3 separate regions of the Homo sapiens genome follow, and regions 2 and 3 are each linked to region 1. Evidence: chromatin contacts called from ENCODE Hi-C or POLR2A ChIA-PET data. All regions are on one chromosome and are shown on one strand. The core of a region is the stretch at or near the end of the contact, and the rest is flanking DNA. Distances in the headings are between cores, read along the strand shown.

Region 1 (2,704 bases), core at 70-2,569:
TCCCGAGTAGCTGGGATTAGAGGCATGTGCCATCATGCCAGGCTAATTTTTGTATTTTTAGTAGAGACGTGGTTTCACCATGTTGATCAGGCTGGTCTCGAACTCCTGACCTCGTGATCCACCCGCCTCAGCCTCCCAAAATGCTGGGGATTACAGGCCTGAGCCATGGCGCCAGGCCTAATTTTTGCTTAAAAAAAAAAAAAATCACATTTGTATTCAAGGTGAGAAAGCTTCAGAATTATTAAGGACAAGGATTCTGACAGAAAGTTAAGTTCAGACCTGGTTACAAATTCAGACACCTTAATAAAGTAGGAGATAGTCTTCAGTATCTGAACAATAAATAGCTTTAAATGCAGGGCTTTTTGAGTAGAGGAGTGATCACTTGAATCTGGAGAGAGGGCGAGAAATGGGGAGGGATTGCTAACGGGCATTGGGGTTCCTTTTGGAGTGGTGAAACTTCTTGGAATCAGAGGTGACAGCTGCACACGATTGTGAATGTACTAAGTGACAGTGGATTGTACACTTTTTAAAAAATGGTTAATTTTATATGTGAATTTAACCTCAATAATTACTTTTTTTAAAAAAGAAAAAAAATAGAGGCTTTTGTGGCAGGGATGGACTTTGCTTGGTGAAGGCCCCTACTGTAACGGTGCCCAGACATCCACAGCGAGGTCAGTGAGGAGCACTCCCACCTCACACAAAGCCATATGAAAACTTAACAGATTTCCCTCAGCTAAATCCCCGTTTTCAACAACCGCCAATTAGCCAACATTTAACAACATACTGAACTCATTTCTGTATGGGAAAACAGCGAAATATTCATGAAAACATTTAGAAAGCAGCATCACCGACCACCTAGAAATCCCCTGCGCGCAATAGAGAACACCAGGGTGGAAATGGTAGAAGCCATTTTTGGTTAAGGTTTTTGTCCTGGGTGGAGGGTATTCGTGAGGATTCAGTCAGCCTCAAACATTACATTTAAACATAGGTGCCTAGCTACGATGATACATTTGCCAGTAGGGCAGCGTTGCACGGTGAAAGGCAAAAACCCCTCTAAGCCTCCTCCTGTGGCGACAAAGCTCTCGGCCAACGCTCACCGCCATACACATCCGCGGGAACGCTTCCTCCACCAGCCGAAGGCGGGGCCTCTGAGGGCACTCCCGCCACACAGCGCGAATTGAGCCTCGGGGCTTCCTGGGAATTGTAGTTTTAGTCACGGACACATCTTTTTTATTCGGGCCAGTATGCAATGAATCAGAAAACTACAACTCCCAAAGTGCCCCGGGGCGGCGAGGGGCCGCAACGGTGACGACTGTGGCAGAGAAGGCCCGGAGGGGCTCTGCGTTCTGTAGTGGCGCTGCTTGGGCCCTTGGCGGATTGTAAGCTGCTGGTTTTGCGGCTGGGAAGAGCGGCGAGAGGGTTCGGCATTTTTCGTCGGGATCCCCGCAAGGATGAGTGCTGCCAGAGAGTCTCACCCGCATGGGGTGAAGCGTTCAGCCTCCCCAGACGACGATGTAAATAATAATGGCGGAGTGGCTGAGGGTTGAGGCCTACTAAAGCCTGGAGTAGGCCGGGAAGGGTGGTTGGAGGAGGACGCGCCTGAGGTGGCCTGCAGCGGGAGAGCCCAGGGAAGAAACCAGAAGAATGAGTGGGAAATGCCTCCCTTAATCTTTATGAGGGTCAGAAGGTTTGAAGAGGCCCACACGCTGAGAGCCGGAGACCTGCGTAGGAAGGGGGATTGAGGAAGGAAATTCTGAGAGGGTCGAGGAGTGAAAGAGCTTAGTCAAGGGATTTCGTACGTGCGTTTTGGGGGGCCGATGAGAGTGCTTTCTCGGGCCTTTGTACTCAGTATAGAGACGGCAAGACTCTCCCTGTTTTGGGTTCTAAATGTTCCCGTGACAATGTCGAAATGTTCGTGCACGTTTGTACAGATTTTTCCTGCCTGGATGATTTTTACAATGTGCTGTTGAGAGTTAACTTTAGCTGCACTAGTAAGGGTAAACCGAGAACAGTATTGAGCCGAAAATTGTGCCACGGGTGTAATTTGGTACTGGCTCTGGTGGTGAGGTCTAAGACGTTGAGACCTAGAAGCCCATTTTGATGTCGGATATTAATACCTCGTTCTTCTTACCTCGTCTCCCCATCAAATGCCGTTCCCTTCCTCAGCCCTCACCTCATAGGTTTTAATAGCAAACGGTTTATCCCTTAAAGTAACCCGTTAAATATTTACTGCACTGCCGGGTGTTGGGAATTCGGAGAGAAATATGATGCTTATTTTAGGCCTTTTTGTATATTTGTCCTAGCTCCTAGCCCAGTGTCATGGAAACGGTAGGTAACCAGTAAACGTAAAACTAGGTCCTTCATACAATGGATAAGTGTCTTGGCAACGTTGATGGGGAAAATTGTTGGAGAGAGCGCGGAGAGGTCATCTTTAAGGAAGATGAAGGGATATCTAGGTTTTTTTTCGGTTTTGTTTAAAGTACTGTCAATTTCTGAATACATAGAGCTTTAAATTTTTCGATAGTGCATTTCAACGCTCTTCATAAAATTTTAAAAGCCCACTGAATACTACTTTGTAGCAAATGAGATAATGTTAAGACCTACCCCTCTGATGGGAGGTGGGGCGAGGACCGGAATATTAAGGATCTTTAAAGGAATCGACTTCAGCTCTGCAGAAAGATTAGCAATCAGTAAAGATTTGGGG
Region 2 (2,704 bases), core at 108-2,607, 5.9 Mb before region 1:
AAGGATGCAAAGAGACTTCGTAGAACACAAGAGCATTTTAAACGGCTCAGAACGAATCTTTTGAAAAAGCCACATTCTACTATCTTTAAAACTGAGCACTGAGATCAATAGAAAAGTCTAACTACAGACACGAGCAACATCACGTGGAAAATGTCTGCCCTAGGAATTTTTACTGCCTTGACGAGGCCAGCGACTAGATGAGGTCTCTCCGAAAGCTCTTCAGCAGTTTTCCCCTGTCCACCCTTTCGCCTCCTCCCCGTGGAGAGCTCGTGGAAAGACGCGCGAGAGGGGGCCGGGTGTACAGGACTAGCACTTGCAGGCGGAAGACCAGGGCCACAACATGGCAGCAGGAACCTCCGCCCCGTTTTTCCCTTCCTGGGAACAAAAGAGCGGAGCATTCCTCCCACCCAGGCGCAAGTTAGGGAAGTGCTTCCGACAACCTCCCCGCGAGGCCCGGGTCGCTCGACGGGGAGGAGCAGCTGAGGCCACCCCCGCCAGCCCGGCGCCCAGCTCTTTGTTCTCCAAGCAGGAAGGCGGCCTCCTGCCCACCCGCCGCCTCCAAGCGGGCCCCCTCCTGCACCATAAATCCCCCCGGGACTGACAACCGCCTCGCCACGGCCTCCTCTGCTGACAAAAGGGGCAGAAATCATCACTCTCTCTTTCCTCCCCGACGAAGGGCAGCCCCTGCCGACTCCAGGTCCTACACACCTCCCCGCCGGGAGGCCAGGCTCCGGGACGCCTGCGGTTCCCTGGTCCCGCGCCAACGGCCTGGCCTTCCCTGCCGGCCCGCGTGCCTCCCGCCACGGCGCTAGCGGTCCGAGCCACGCTCCCTCGCCGTCCGAGCACAGCCGTGCCTCGGTCCGCCACGGCCTCGTCCCTGCAGGCGTCGGCCATCCGGCCATGACCGCACGGCGGCCTGGCCAACACTGACGTTTTCCTTCTACTCCGTCAGCAACAGGAAGAGAGAACAAAAGCCAAGACTTTCCAGGTATCTGAAGCGCAGAGGAAATGCTAAAAAAGGGTCGCCCCACCCGGCTCCGCCTGCGGCCGCCATTTTGTACCACTCGAGAAGAAGCGACCAGGGACGGCGGCCATTTTAGAGCGCTCCACTCGGCGGCGGCAGCGGCTCAACTCACCTTCACCGAGAACTCAGCAGCTGCCACCGCAGCTGCCTCCTCAGGATCCGGTCGTCGGGGATAGGGAAGGGAGGGGAAAGGGGAACGGAAAACAAAAAAAAGGGGGAGGGAAGGGGGAGGAAGGAGTCGGGGACGGCCTCAAACTCAGCTCAGAGGAGTCGCTGCTGCAGCCGCCACTCGGTACCCGCTGCCACCTCCATAGAGCTCCGACTCACTGCTGGCGCTAAGGCGTGTCTGAAGCCGAACTTATCACTCTTGGGGCAGCCGAACCCACCAGAGTCTCCCCGAATGGCTCCTTCGCCGCCCAATCAGCGGCCCGGTTGCCGTCTGCCACCAATCCGCGCAGGGCAGCGAGGAGGAGCCACAGGGCTGAGCTCGGTTGCGGCGCAGCCCCGCCGCAGTGCGCAAAGCCATATTCGCGAAGTCTCTGAGGCTGAGCCAGTGGCGTAAGGGGCGCCGAGCGCTGTCGAGATGAGGGTTGCGTGCGTAAAGCCGGAGAGCCCTTTTGAGTCTGCGTTGGCGTGGCTGCTGCTTCTTGCTCCAGTCCCTTTGTTCACTGAGTCCATATGCCATGCTCCAGTTGTATCATCCCCTTTTCCCTCGACCTCGTTTTCTCACCGGGAATATGGGAAGAAAACGCACCCTTACCTCCCCCGAACCCTGTGCGTGGCGAGTGAGCATTGCTTTTCTTGGCGCCCCTTGGAGCTGTGGCTGCCCTCGCGTGCCTGGCCTCTCCCGGGGCTGAGCCCTTCGGGTTGAGGCCTGGAGCCCCCGGGCGCAGCGCCGGGACACTACCCGGCTCCAGGTCCTCGGCTTCGGCAGCCTTAGGGAACCCAGAAAGTAGTGGGGAGGAGGCGAGACGTGCGCCCGGATGCCAAAGGGGAGCTTCATTCAGCTCCTTATTGGCCCACCCCCTGCAGAGTGAATGAGAAAGTGATGAAAGGAAGGGGTTGATTTTCTTCGAACCGCACAGAAGAAGCTGCTTTTCCCATAGGAATGTCCGGCTGGCGGTCACCGAGGAAAACACCCTGTGTGTCAGACTTCCGCGGGTGTTTGGAGGATTTCGAATTGCTAGCTCCTGTTTTTTTTTGTTTTTTGTTTGTTTAAGTGCACGTTAAACATTGTCAGTTGTGTATTTTCATTTTATTTAAGGTTCACCATAAGAAATAGGATTAAGCTTTTCAAAGCCGGCAAGTTGAACTATTTATACTTACCAGGTAATGTATTGATGAGTACCTTATTCCATCGTTTGCGACATTGTAGCTATACTAAAATGGAGTCATACTTCCATAAACTTAAACAACAAAAATGTCCCCATCTCCATTTTAACATGTAGTACTTTTACAGTGTATAGTCAAAGGCAAGAATGTGTGTGTTTTAACATGAATGACTTTTAAAGTGTTCAGTAAGAGGCAGGATTTTCAAAGACCCAAACTTAACCTTTGATGTGTCAAAACAGCTCTTGGTATTAGAGCACCTGGTCCTTAATACAATTTTCCGGAAAATTGCAGTTTTTCCTACGACATTTAAATGTAATAGAAGGCTGTGGTGTGGCTCTGAAGGTTTTT
Region 3 (2,704 bases), core at 79-2,578, 5.9 Mb after region 1:
CCTCTATCCAGAAAATCCGTGACACTACATGCCAGCTACTTTGCATATTTATAACTGTTTAATAAACTATTCAAAATTAGCATCTAAAATAATTATACTTTGGACACACGAAGGCATATATTTGGTGAGAACATTGTAATTTTCATTTTGTAAACTATATATTCTATATTCAAGTAATAACACAGCATTGCCTATACAGAACTGAGGCCTGCGCTGAGACCCAAAACTTGTCTTTTCCTAAATGCACCACTACGAAGAGCTAATAAGAGGTCTGTCCAGATGCTAAGACCAGGTACTTCAAAATCTCCATCCTGCGCTTTACAGGTCTCCAGGGCAGTTAGAACTTTATCTTTCAGAGGTGGAGGGGCCTGACAGAGGCTTTGAAACCTATTGTGCAACTCCTCCCAGGGCACATCTTGGGACTCAGTTCCAACCCAAATGCCTTTCTGAAGGTCATAGTGCAAACGTTGACCCCAGTCTGTTAGCAGACCCAGATAGACAGGAGACAGCGCTGGGTGGCGGCTAGTCACTAAAGTCAAAAGCCCGGCTGGGAGGGCGCGACAAAAGGCAGCAAAGACTTCCGAATTCCCCAGAAGCCAGTGGACTAGCACTTGGCTCCCCTCTCCAGGTGATTTGTGGATGCCGGGTTCCAACTCTTCTTGGGGCCGACGAGACAAAGGCGGCTGCAACAGCGCCACCGCTATCACCTTCAGGAAGTTGTTCTGAGGCAAGCGCTCCCACAGGCTGCTGAGAAACCTGGCGGGACGCTCCGCTTCGGCCTTCCCCACCTCCTGCAGACGCTCCAGCAGCAGCTCCGCCTGGGTCTTCATCAGAGAGTCCTCCTGGAGATTTGGGTTCTCTCTATAGCCATTGAAGCGCAGCATGTGCACCGCAGACCGCCGGCGGGCAAGGCGGGCCAGGCTCTCTTGGAGTGTCTCCTCATCGGCGTCCCGGACGCCCGGGCCGGGAAAGAGTTGCTGCACCAGGTGGTAACGAGCTGCATCCCCGAGGGCCCGGTTCTCCAGCAGGCGCAGAGAGAGCAGGACGTCACAGTGACCGAGGGCCTGGAAGTTCGCTAATCCCGGAACTGGACCCCGCCCAAAGCCGCCCTCTTGCCTCCACTGGTTGTGCAGCCGCCGCTCCAGAGCCGTGCGAATGGGGCCATGCCGACCAAAGCGCCGATGGATGTGGCGCAGGTAGCGCGCCCACTGCAAGGCCCGGCGCACGGTGGCGGGGTCCCAGGTGCTGACGTAGGTAGTGCTTGAGACCGCCAGAAGCTCGGAAAAGCGATCCAGGTGCTGCAGAAGGGATTCCATGAGGTGCGCGAAGGCCCTACTTCCGCTTTCACCTTGGAGACGGCGACTCTCTGCGTACTGATTGGAACATCCGCGAAATGATACGCCTCTCTGCAATGCTATTGGTCGAAATGCATGTCAATCTCCCAGCGTCTTTATCCGTGTTCCTTGACTCTGGGCAACTTAAAAGCCCTAATACTTTTACTTTCGCCACACAAAGAGGTTCTTCTTAGTGGAGGGAGAGCAGATGTAGGGCATCCTACCGAGAATTTCCGGAACCACGTGCGAGATGATGCCAGTCATGAACGTCTCCGCGCTTCCTTTCGCTTTGGAAATATCCTTAAGTAGAAATTTTCTGAGCTTTGCCTAAAACTAGAATCTGTGTTGAGGTTTTTCAAAATTAAGTAACGCCAGAGACATACTGTGACGTGAGGAAACGCTCTTAAATGAAATTTTAAGATCTATTTGAGAAACATGTACTAAAAATGTACTGACCTCCTATTAATGCCAGGCGCTATGCTGAATTCTGGGCCTTCACATTGTCCTTCCATTATTAGAACTGAAGCCCAGATTATTTGAAACAAAAAATAAACTTCAATAATTTATTAAAATTTGCAAAGGAACAAAATTTTACTTCACAATTGTACATTTCGTTTTCGTAATTTTTAGGACAAAATAGCTTAATTGACTCTTCTGTCATACAAATAATCAGCTGAAGGAAATGGCATTTAAGAGCATCGAACAATAATAAATGTTTGATTAAATAAAAACCGTGACAAGAGAGTAGGGAGGAGAAGGTCCTATGTCGCTCACTGATGCACTTAACAAACATTTGTCAACTCCTAGGAGTTGCATTCTGTACAAAATGCACAACAATTCTTACTTAAGTTCATAATATAGTAATTCATTTGAGCTGAATTTCCTTCCAGTCCTAAAGACACAGCCAAAACTATTCGAAAAGTGGGGGAAGGTGTTTTGTTTTGTACTTTAACAAAAAGGGGAAGAGAAACAAATTTAAAAGAGGGGAAGAGTCATTTTTCATTTATTAAAATAAGCATTCCTACACCTTTTAGAAAGTAAAGCAGTGATGTGCATGCTGTTAATTCAGATTTATGCATTTATTTATTTATTTTGAAACGGAGTCTCATTCTGTCGCCCAGGCGCGGCCAATTTTTGTATTTTTAGTAGAGATGGGATTTCACCTTATTGGTCAGGCTGGTCTCGAACTTCTGACCTCAAGTGATCCTCCCGCCTCGGCCTCCCAAAGTGCTGGGATTAGAGGCGTGTGCCACCGCGCCCGGCTATTATTTGATTTTTATTAGTTATCTCAAACTCTTACTTGGTCCTGAAATCGTTATTTTATTTTATCCTAAGGATACTATGAATCTTAAAATTCTTTTTCTTGGCTA

What was found. Hi-C counts contacts between places; a loop is a spot of excess contacts on that map. ChIA-PET counts read pairs that join two places held with the same protein, here RNA polymerase II (POLR2A). Pooled maps may share reads with other maps.
Region 2: a loop to region 1 is called in a pooled map, with 18 times the contacts of the local background. The contact joins the promoter of EIF4G2 here to the promoter of C11orf58 in region 1. A Hi-C loop is called at or near these places in 6 of 50 pooled maps. POLR2A ChIA-PET finds 5 or more read pairs at or near these places in 2 of 52 experiments (CD4-positive, alpha-beta T cell and GM12878).
Region 3: a loop to region 1 is called in a map of CD4-positive, alpha-beta T cell, with 29 times the contacts of the local background. The contact joins the promoter of FANCF here to the promoter of C11orf58 in region 1. A Hi-C loop is called at or near these places in 6 of 168 maps with a recorded cell type or tissue (B cell, CD4-positive, alpha-beta T cell, CD8-positive, alpha-beta T cell and 1 more) and 14 of 50 pooled maps.

Annotation. Positions count from the first base shown.
Region 1 is chr11:16,737,328-16,740,031 of GRCh38, forward strand. C11orf58 (chromosome 11 open reading frame 58) reads left to right here and starts at 1,320. Exons shown (of 5, transcript NM_014267.6): 1 at 1,320-1,514. The coding sequence starts at 1,452. It also overlaps a transcript of SOX6 not described here. RefSeq lists an enhancer at 1,194-1,823.
Region 2 is chr11:10,807,569-10,810,272 of GRCh38, forward strand. EIF4G2 (eukaryotic translation initiation factor 4 gamma 2) reads right to left here and starts at 1,358. Exons shown (of 22, transcript NM_001418.4): 1 at 1,137-1,358. LOC101928053 (a long non-coding RNA gene) reads left to right here and starts at 1,729. Exons shown (of 3, transcript NR_120540.1): 1 at 1,729-1,798; 2 at 2,289-2,353. RefSeq lists enhancers at 131-210, 941-1,200, 1,711-1,760, 1,836-2,442 and a silencer at 1,481-1,530.
Region 3 is chr11:22,624,495-22,627,198 of GRCh38, forward strand. It overlaps FANCF (FA complementation group F), which reads right to left and starts at 1,329. Exons shown (of 1, transcript NM_022725.4): 1 at 1-1,329. The coding sequence starts at 1,316. The coding sequence ends at 192. It also overlaps a transcript of GAS2 not described here. RefSeq lists enhancers at 219-378, 389-438, 819-1,028, 893-1,792, 1,119-1,308.